Regions from separate parts of the Mus musculus genome. Here region 1 is linked to region 2. Evidence: chromatin loops called from intact Hi-C (ENCODE). Cell type or tissue: left cerebral cortex. All regions are shown on one strand. Links, peaks and the distances in the headings refer to the core of each region. The heading gives the core; the rest is flanking DNA. Region 1 has its middle 36 kb from the start of Spin4. Region 2 has its middle 130 kb from the start of Gm39526.

What was found. A loop is a pair of places that touch in the nucleus more often than their neighbours do. Peaks named below come from ENCODE experiments on the same cell type or tissue, not always from the same donor. Only the 100,000 strongest peaks of a DNase experiment are listed, where the experiment ranks them.
Region 1: a loop joins it to region 2, with 4 times the contacts of the local background. A loop is called at or near these places in 3 of 42 quality-filtered maps.

What each region holds. Positions count from the first base shown.
Region 1 is chrX:94,987,683-94,993,059 of GRCm38, forward strand. No RefSeq gene overlaps it. Among named protein-coding and RNA genes, the nearest start is that of Spin4, 36 kb to the right of the region's middle. In left cerebral cortex, for the core only: no CTCF peak of the experiment used is centred there; DNase peaks (open chromatin) are centred at 2,886 and 2,998; H3K4me3 peaks cover 530 bases.
Region 2 is chrX:94,862,690-94,868,066 of GRCm38, forward strand. No RefSeq gene overlaps it. Among named protein-coding and RNA genes, the nearest start is that of Gm39526, 130 kb to the left of the region's middle. In left cerebral cortex, for the core only: a CTCF peak has its summit at 3,002 (motif pointing right); a DNase peak (open chromatin) is centred at 3,036; H3K4me3 peaks cover 292 bases.

The DNA.
Region 1 (5,377 bases), core at 70-5,069, 120 kb after region 2:
ACTAGCAGGCTCCTAGAATCAAGGGTGCCATCAACATAGTGACAAATGAAGATACGTGGGCTTCCAAGTGGCTCAGGCCCTTGGGTACTGCCTTCCCAGACCACTCTGTGACCAAGAGCTATGAAGCATCCTGCCTTCCTATAGGATTCATGTCCTGGCCCACTGGATCTACTGTTCTTCCTGACTAGCACAGCCCACGTTGTTCCATTAATCCTGACTTTAAAGACAGATTGCAGATTATTCTAGAACCCAAGCTCCAGCTATTTGAATCATGCAATTATAATGCCCAAGATTAACTTGTAAGCTCTGCATGCCCAGACACCAGGTAACTTTCCGGAATGCTAAAGTTCTTGGAGAATAACAAAGCTTCGTGGGAAAGTATAGTGGCTTATAGGTTTGTCCTTATAAGGGTGTGCAACATGTGGCTCAAGGCCATTCCAGCTGAGAAATTCCGGGGAATGGTCCTGACCAAAGTTCTTCTCTTGGCAGTATTTAATATTTAATAAAGCTTCCTTTAAATTTGACCTAAAATGGTGGCATTTGTCTTTCTGGTGAATATCAGGATTAACACAATACACAACAGAGATTCCTGAATACTCATACTTAATGTGGCACTGCTCACAATAGAAATGTTTGTGGGGTCATTTTTAATTTTTTAACAAACTTATTCTAAACTTAATTACATTTTGTTATTAATGATCATGTAAATAAATTTTGCAGCAATTTGTTTTTCTATTCACACTGTAAAAGGAGAAATAAAATGATGTAATATAACATAGCTTAACATTATATTTTAAATTATAATTTTAAAATATTACTGCATACCTAAAATAAAATATAGGATGCATTCATAATACAACATACTATGCTATCAAGTTTGAGGATAAACACTGAATTACAGTGCTTACATTGAAAAATTATATTCCTCTCTTTCTTCCACAGACAGTTGAAATAGACTATGCAGTCTAGCAGGAAACTAAAATTTAAAAAAAATCTAACTTTTAAAAGATAGAGATACTCTTACCCTAATTCAGGTTTTAAATAACCTCTATATACCAAGTAAATATAAATCTCTTCTAATATGACATTAAAATATATTGTTAGCCCTGTTTGTTAAAGATTTCTTCAAAAGCTGTAGTAACTTTTAATTTTCTTTTACTGGGTTATACCCAAAAGAATTCTACTTTGGGTGTGGGTCTGCTACCTTGGGAAGGTACCCAGGACTCAGCTGTCTGTGGTCCTCAGGCAACCAGGACTGGGCCATGGAAAATAAACATTTTGTTTATTGTAATATACTGCATAGAAATCTGATATATCATTAAGTAATTTTAACGGTGAAAGTGAAGTTAAGAACAAGGAAAACTAACTACTCCAAACCTGGGAAAATAAGCTGATAGTATATAGTTTCATCTTATGCTATAGCATACTTCTTTAAAAAATATAACTATATATTCATATTAATTATTTTATTTACATCCCAAATGTTGCTCCTCCTCCCGGTTCCCCCTTGCAGAGTTCTCCCCCCCCCCCACTTCTGAGAGGGTGCCCCCCTCAGACATCCCCTCTCCCTGGGACATTAAGTCTCTACAGGATTTGGAGCATCATCTTCCACTGAGGCTAGACAAGTCTGTCCTTTGCTATGTATGTGTCACAGGGCAAGATAGTACAGAGATTCTTCCCTTGTGTAGTCTTGCTGAGGTCATTTCAGATTTAACTAGAATTTCATCTCCTTAATGGAGAATCCCATGGAAAACCACCCAACTCTATTCTAGGAACTGAAGTCAAGATGCCCCAGTTGTTTTCATTCTGTCTAAACTCCACCCCACAGGTTTTTTATAGTGGGTCTAACTCCCTCTCTCCTCTCCTCTCCTCTCCCTCTCCCTCTCCCTCTCCCTCTCCCTCTCCCTCTCCCTCTCCCTCTCTTCTTCCTCTCCTCCCCCTCTCCCTCCTCTCCCTCCCCTTCTCTCTCTCTCTCTTCAGGGGGAAGGGATGCCTCAGCATGGGCCCACTGAGACATTCCCTTCTCCCATACCTCACCACACCCCCATAGAAATACTCCCTAGTTCTTTATCTTATAAACACAACATGTGGTGCAAGGACTTGGATTCAGAAACTGCAGGTTTGCCTCTCACCTCAGCTACCACAAGAGATCCACGCTCCCTAGCCCTGATCTGGTAAGCCCCGTATTCCCACTGGTAAGAGTGACCATCTGCATGGCCCCAGGGGAGAGTTCTTGAGCTCTGGAGTACCCTTGTGTTGTCCTTGAGGATGGGAGATATTCAGTCTTTTACTGACCCTCGTTCTAGGACTTATTCCCTTGGGCGAGACTTTCCTCTTTTCTTTTGAGGCAATTTCTTTCTCTTGGCTGAGAATTCCAGGCTGGGCCTGGACAACTGCTCTCTGGCTCAGCAGCACGGGCTCTGAGATTTAGTCACCAGCCCTCATGTGTCTCACCCTTGGGCCAGTCTTTCTCTACCTGCTTTTTCCTCTTTTTCCTCCAAGGTAGGATAGACCTTCCCCTCCCCCCTCCCTCATTTGCAGCCTGCTGCAGTCACTAGTTCAACCGGTTCACCTGAAAAGCAGGTCGGGCACCGGCCCCTTCTAGGGACCCTACTTGCTGCCCTTTCCCCCCTGCTCTTTGGCTCTGCTTCGGGTTCTCAGCCTGAAAGTGTGTTTGTACTCGCCACTTGCCTCCTGCCAAGGACCCCGTCTGAGACTTGCTTCCCCACGCTTGCTTCCCCTTCTTCCCTCCTTTTTCTCTTTCTCTCCCTCTCTGCCTGGGACTTAGCCTGCATGTTGCTGGTATGCTACTTCGGGTGCTTCCTTCCCCACTCCCCTCCTCCACCTCGGACTTCAGCAGCCTGAGGCACCGGCCTAGTATTCCAGCTGCTAGTAAGATGTCCCGCCCCATAGCAGCGCCTACCCACGGTGCCTCTGCCTCGGCTCTCCTCCGGCCCATAGCATGGTTCCGCCCCGACCCACTGGTCCCAGGGACCCTCCAGGCCATGCTGCGCAGCTACAGTACCAAGCCCGCAACACAGCGCCGCCGCTGCCTCAGGCGCCACGAGGCCACAGCACAGCACGGGGCTACCCCGACCCACTGGCCTCCCCCCAGGCGGGGGCAGCGACCTGCAGGCCACTACACAGCTACAGCCACTGACTTCATGGTCCCGCCGCCCAGAACCACCGCCAGTTGGACAGGCCCAAACCAACAACTCAGTTTCCTGCCACCAAACTGCAAAAGAAGAAGAAGAAGAAAAAAAAAAAAAAGAAAGAAAGAAAGAAAAAGAAAAAAAAATCCCTCACACACACACACACTTCAATGCCCCATCCAGACCCCTGGGTAACCATACCCCTCAAAAGCAGCTCTCTCATCCCTCTCCCTCTGGGCTTTTGCAGCCCTTTAAAAAAAAACCCTAGGCCTAGGTTTCTGGTAAGTCCTGGACTTACAGTGTATGGCCTCTAAGGGGACTTGGTGAGGACTTGGTGAGGACTCTAGCCTGGCTGGGATTTTTACTTATTGAATTATTCTCGGGATGCTGGTACAAATAATCCAATAACTCTCCAATAGGTGCTGTGATATCTCCGAACATATACTTTAAGGGCTCCCCTAGGCTTTGCTGGAAGTAGTTAAGGACTGGGAGCAGATAAGGGAGGTAAACAGGAGCCAGCTTTATGAGATCACCGAATAATGCTGAGTACAGTGTTTAGTTACCTAATAACAATCATTCTGCTTACTTAGAGTCCTGCCTTGGGTTAGGCTTAGGCCACTGTCTTAGGACACGGAAGCAGCATTGCTATTTTGGGGGTCTGCTTTGGACCTAACAGTCAGGCAGGCAGAGATAGCCCAGCAGCACATGGATAAGAATAAATACACATTTTAAAAGGCAAGCGGACAAGGATACATTGAAAAAGTGCAGAGAGACACAAGTAGAAATTGGTTTAGGATCCAAGAAACAGATAATAGAAAAACAGACACAGAAGAGACAGGCAGTTTGTGATTTATAAGGAAGTGACAGGGATGGCAGGCAGTGTGTAAATAGACACAGAAAAAATAAAAGATACAGAGACTCAGAAAGAGGAAAAAGCAAGAAAGACAGAAATTACAGAAATAACAGTATGTTAAGAACATAAATGATATCATTTTGTACAACTTGAAAATCATTTTGTGTGACTTGGAATAATGTAACATTTGCAAAATGCTGTTAAGGAGTCAGCCACAAAGCAACCCTGCTATGATCCAGCCATAAGGCAGCTCAAAGCCAAGCTTTTTTTTTTTTTTTTTTTTGGTTTTTCGAGACAGGGCTTTTCTGTATAGCCCTGGCTGTCGTGGAACTCACTCTGTAGACCAGGCTGGCCTCGGATTGGATTCAGAAATCCGCCTGCCTCTGCCTCCGGAGTGTTGGGATTAAAGGCATGCGCCACCATGCCAGGCGGTCAAAGCCAAGCTTAAGGCAGACTCTGATATGCTAATGAATCAGCCACAATTTGTACTGGTATGTTAATGAATCAGCCCTAAACTGTGGACTCTGCTAGCACAAAATTCTCCCTAGACAATACAGAAAGCTAGAACTTTGGATAAAGACTGCTATGCTCCTAAGACAGCATCTCAAGTCTCTTCATTGATTCCCATCACTAAGAGGACTTTGAAACTGACCACTCTGTGACTCCGCCTTCAACAACACTTGAATTTCTAGCACTGCTGCTGACTTCACAAATGCCTGCCTGTTAGTATTAGTGGCTAGCTGCCACTCTCAAGGACATTTTGAAGAATCTTCAATTGAATACTGGTTGAGCTTGCTTCTGACATGCCTTCATCAGACCGGGTTCCTCAGGGGAAGCCTGTAGTATTTCACCCCAAGACTGGCTGTTTTTCCCTGTTCACTTAGTGAGATAACTGTTTGCATGAAATTATAGCATGGTATTGTAAGGAATGTTTGTGTGAATAAATTGAGCATATTTGGAAGGAAAAATCTCCTGTGGACACCCTAATTGCTGAATGTTCTCTGCATAGCATGATCCAGAAGCAGAAACAGAGATTATGTAAGACAGAAAAGATTTTAATACTTCCATTGCTTATGCATGTAATAAATTTGTTCTTTTTCCTAGCACAGGTGGATGGACACAGAGACAGACAGACAGTCAGACTCACATGCACGTGTACCTGCACACACACATATGCACACACACAGAGGAGACAGCCAGAAATGTGAAACTAGAGATGGTAACGCAGAGCCAAAACATATCTGTCAGATACAAAGGAAACTCCAATTCCCTAAACTCCAAAAGGCAGTACAACTATCCAGAAATGAGCTCAAGCTGGAGGATAGGATTTCTGGTGGTTAGCTCAAAGCCAGCATTTCTTAGGAACTTGTGA
Region 2 (5,377 bases), core at 133-5,132:
CTGAATACTTGCAGACTGTTGAAGACAATTAAGACATGCAAATTAATGGTCAGTCACCTTATAAATGATCTAATTCTTTAATGTGCTCAGAACTGCATTTATAAGCATGCCCAGTACAAATGTAATTCATTTACAGGGACAGGCTTTATTTAGCCTCCTGTTTTCAAGGATAAGACTCAAAAAGTATACAAAAGTAAAATTTAAAATAAGGTATACTTAATATCCCCAAAACTCCTCAGAGATTTGCTGAATATGGTATTTAAAATGTCTACTAAAAAAATCTTCCCATGATAGACAAAACACCATATCCTGGCAGACATAAGTTCTCCCCCAAAGAAGTTGATTCCATCTCAATTGTGGGAATGCTAACCACTGAGAAAACAGCCCTGTGTTTTGCCTACTGCAACCATCCAGCCCAAACTGTGGAGAAGCAGGACACTGGAGAGTTGATTGTCCCTCTTGGCCTCACCAAGGTAGGCAGGCTGGTGTCCTCATCCACAGGAAAGGATTTCAGATTTCTGGTTCTGGCAACCAAAGACTGATCCAGCCCTGTGTGGCAGTCAAGGAGTTAATGCTGTCCTGTCCTGTGCTAGTGCTGAGGGCTGATGCCTCTCAGGGTGTTAGCATTTTGTATAAGCTAGGCCCCACAGTTATCTGGCAACAGCAGATGTGCCTGACTCACTATAAAGGGGGATGTTTGGCTCCTCCTCTCTCTTGCTCTTGCCTTCCTGCGCTCACTCTGTCTTCTCATCTGTCTCCTCTATCCCTATTTCCTTCCCCCCTCTCTCTCCACATGCTCATGACCAGCCTCTCTCTACTCCTCTATTCCTCCTTCTCTCTCTCTCTCTCTCTCTCTCTCTCTCTCTCTCTCTCTCTCTCTGTGTGTGTGTGTGTGTGTGTGTGTGTGTGTCTCTACTACACTCTTAACTCCCCTCCCCATTGTTGGGATTACAGAAAAGATGAAGAGCTAGGCAGTGTGGCAGCACTTTAATCCCAGCACTTGAGAGGCAGAGGCAGGCAGATTTCTGAGTTCGAGGCCAGCCTGGTCTACAGAGTGAGTTCCAGGACAGCCAGAGCTATACAGAGAAACCCTGTCTCCATAAACCAAAAAAAAAAAAAAAAAAAAAAAAAGGGTAGTAGAGCCAGAGACAGGCAGAGAGAAGGAAAGAGTAGAGAAGCAGAGGCCAGCCATGAGCATGTGGAGAGAGGGGAAAGGGAAAGGGAAGAGCCCAAGAGGACAAGAGAGAAGCAAGCTGGAAACAGGAGTAAGAGAGGGAGGAGGGGGCAAGCAGCCCCTTTTATAGTGGGCCAGGCCTACCTGGCTATTGCCAGGTAACTGTAGGGAGGAGCATACCTGGCTATTGCCAGGTAACTGTGGGGTGGAGCTTAGACAGAATGCTAACATTCCCCTGTTTTGGTTTAATTAAAAAAAGAAAAAAATTAGAAAGAGGTGATGGTGAAGCAGGAATAGGGTCCTTGTAATATGTGGCTGCTTCATGCTGGCATTGGAGGTAACATGTCTCTAGGGAACCTAGAAGAATGGGTATGGGGGATGTTGGTCCAGTCTTAGGAGAGTTGGCTGTTTCCTTGCTGTCCAGGGACTGTGGAGCCATCTGAGGATAGGTCAGAAGGAACAGGTCCAGTAGAAGTGTCTGTGTTTGTGACAGGAGACTGGAACATCTGGAGGTTGCTTTTCAGGAGCTATCCTGGGCATAGTAAGCACCTGGACTTGAAAAGATATTGAAAATATATTATTACAGGTAGAGAATAAGATTAAGTACATTTGGGAAAAACATTTTTCTTAAGATGTACATTTGAAACCCAGAGGAATCCCACCCTCTGGAATGGCTTGGGCAGATGTAATTATCTGGATGGAGCCTATTTGGTCCATGAGAGGTGGATCTGAGTGGGTGTCCTGTAGCTTATAAATTTATAAAAGAAATAACTACATGAGTTGACAACATAAATAGTCCTTAAGATGAGCCTTTTGTGGAGCAGAAGGAACAAGATGAAAAAGTTGAAAAAGTTGGATCATATAGTGAAATGTTTCATTAGAGTTAGGCAAAGTTATAGGAACTCAGATAATGTTAGGACAGTGGCATAGCAAGAAGAGGAAATAAGAAGCATTTGATGAATGGAAACAGAGTTTAGGTAAGGAGAGAACAGATTACATCTGTGAAAGCTTTTTTCTAGCTGTCAATGTAGTCAGAAGTTTGGGGAATAAACAGTACTTTAGCAGTTAAAAAGTGACAGAGTTCACTAGCCAAAAGTTCCCATAGACTCTATGGCAACTTGGGCGGTCAGTCTGGCTTTCAAGCACAGAAGACGAAGGGCTTTTTCTGTGGAATGGATATGCATGACATGAGAAATGACTTACCTTGGTTTAGCTAAGTCATTGGACTCAGAGTATCCAGTGTTGCCCACTGAGTATTTCAGCGATTATCATATCACAATCCAGGCAGCATCCTGTAGTTGTGTCCACATCTTCTTAGACCATCTACCACCCTGGGCCAACTGTTAAAGACTTTGGGAATTCTGTCTGTCATAAACTTAATAATTAACAAACTTCTGACAGGATTGAGCACTATGTAGATTGGCTATAACTGAATATAATTTAATGACAGTAGTAAAAATCATATTAAGACAGGATAGGAATGAAAACCTTAGGTAACTTTGACAGGCTGTGTAGGTAGAGAAAAGTATATTTTTGTATTAGCAAAGAAATGTTCGGCTAGGACTAGAATAAGAAAGCTGGCAGCAATGGCATAAGGTCATGGTGACAGAAAATGAGTCTGTCCACGCAGGTTCAGGCCTGTGACACAAACTAGGCACGCAGGCCACGAGAACAGGCCAGGGGTGTGGGAACATGGATAGGTAACCACTTGGGCCTTTTTGACTGCATAGCCCACATGGCAGAGGCTGGGTGGCAGCAGCTCCCATAGTAGAGGTCTGTGAAACTCACAGCAGCCAGTAGGTGGTGGTGGTTCTGTGCGGTAGGGCATGGTGGCTGTAGCTGCACAGTGGCCTGCAGGTCGCTGTCCCACCACTAGGGGGCCCCCGCAGCAGCAGCAGCACCACATTACGGGCTTGGTGACTGTAGCTGCACAGCGCAGCTGGTGGACCTGTGGGGAAGAGACGCAGCAAGTCAGGCCGGAGGGTCTGCACGGTTGAGGGGCGGGACTTCCTGCTCACGGCCAGAAGTCACAGGGAGGGGCATCCTACTTGCTGCTGGAAGTCCTGGGCAGCATTCCTGCTGTCAGAGTCCTAAGTGGGCAGGGAAAAGGAAGCACCTGAAATAGCGTGTTCCATATCCTAACAATGAAGTTGTGGCACATTGCACCCCTAGTCTTTATAAGTCCTGAGTAGAGTGGGAGATAGATAGGGAAAGAGGAAGGGAGGAAGAGGCTTGCTAGTTCAGGAAAACAGCTTCTTTGGTGGGGGGGGGGGGGGGGGCGGCAACAGACGGGACCCCTGGCAGGACGCAAGGGGTAGGGACATACCCACTTTTCCCACCATGAATTGAGAGCAGGGCTAAGGAGCAGAGTGGGAAGGGCAGCAAGTAGGGTCCAAACTGGTTGAACTAGTCTGCAGCAAGCTGCAAATGAGGGAGGCAGGGGCCAGCCGAGCTTGAGTGGGCTGAGGGAGCGCACTGACAGTCAGGGGGAGATGGATACAGAGCCAAGAGCAAGAAGTGGGGAAGGGCAGCAGAGTCCCTGGCAGGGGGCAGAGCTAGACCCACTTGAACCGGCAGAACCAGCTGCCGCAGCAGGAGCTGCAGCAGGAGCTGGAATCAGCAAATGAGGGAGGGGAAAGGGGGGAGGGGAAAAGTCTGTGTCATCGGTCATTAGCGAGAAAGTAACAGTTTAGCAGAGATGTAGAGATACTGTTTTAGACCAAGACACCCCATTAAATCGAGGCAGAGACAGTGAAGTGACCCCTGGGTAAGAGAATCGGATTAACTGCCCCTGCCAGTGTCCTGAGGGCATTAATAACCCAAGAGAGATTCTAGCATAGGCCAGAACACCAGGTCATCATGTAGGGGCCTGGGGGCTAACACTCAGCCGGTGCTCTTGAACCAGAGACCGGTTCACCTGGGCCCAGGAATTTCTCTGGCATGGGGAGGGGAGTTAAGAGGGTAATAGAGACAGAGAAAGACAGAGGAAAGGAGAGAGTAGAGAAGTAGAGGCCGGCCATGACCACATGGCGAGAGGGGAGAAGGGAAGAGCCCAAGAGGGCAAGAGAGAAGCAAGAGGGAAACAGGAGTAAGAGAGAGGAAGGGGCAAGCAGCCCCTTTTATAGTGGGCCAGGCCAACCTGGCTGTTGCCAGGTAACTGTGCAGAGGAGCATACCTGGCTATTGCCAGGTAACTGCAGGGTAGAGCTTAGACAGAATGCTAACACTCATGCTCTATTTTATACTATACCATCACATGGCTGGTCCCTCAGAGGGAAAGGGATGCCTTGGCCTGGGCCTGCAGAGGCACTCCCTTCCCCCCATACCTGACTACACCTCCTCTAAAACATATTCCTTCTCTTGCTTTATCTTTTTATAAAGCACAACACTGAGAACTCTGCTTCCAAGGAGAAACAAAGTGAATATGTCAGGTAACCATTTAAGTAATGTGTAAGCCTCTGTCATTTTAATCAATACAAAGGTCATTTGCACTCCCTACTCAAATGTAACCTGGTCAGGTTTATGATGAGACTAGTGGCTAACTGTAGCTTTATCAGTTTAGCACCAGCAAGCAACCAACTTCTCACCCAATGGCTGTACCTGCTTGTTCAGTCCGTTTCTACATGAAGGCAGGCCTTGTTTTTTTCTAGAGATACTAGGTCTCTTGCTGGCAAAGTCAAAATCCAGTTTCCCCTGCTGACAGGCTTCATACTAAAAAGAAGGGATAAACTCATAAAACAGGTTTCAATGTAAAATTTTGCTACTCCTTTATTTAAATTAACTTACTTAGCCATGACTGCTCTCAATTATCAGCTAACCATGTCTCATGGTAAATAACTGGATTAAAAAGATATAAGGGCTGGAGAGATGGCTCAGCGATTAAGAGCACTAACTGCTCTTCCGAAGGTCCTGAGTTCAAATCCCATTAACCACATGGTGACTCACAACCATCAGAATTGAGATCTGATGCCCTCTTCTGGTGTGTCTGAAGACAGCTACTCACACATAATAAATATATCTTTAAAAAAAGATTTAAAACTTATGTAAGTTATAAAAGTCTAAAAATAATTTGAAATATATAAATTTAAGTTATAAAGATCGAAAAATGATTTGAAGTCTCTGTCCTATCTATATGTATTTCCAGCCCTCCAGATAGAGATAAGAATGTTCACATTTTAAACCAAGAATCATCTTAGGGGAGGGG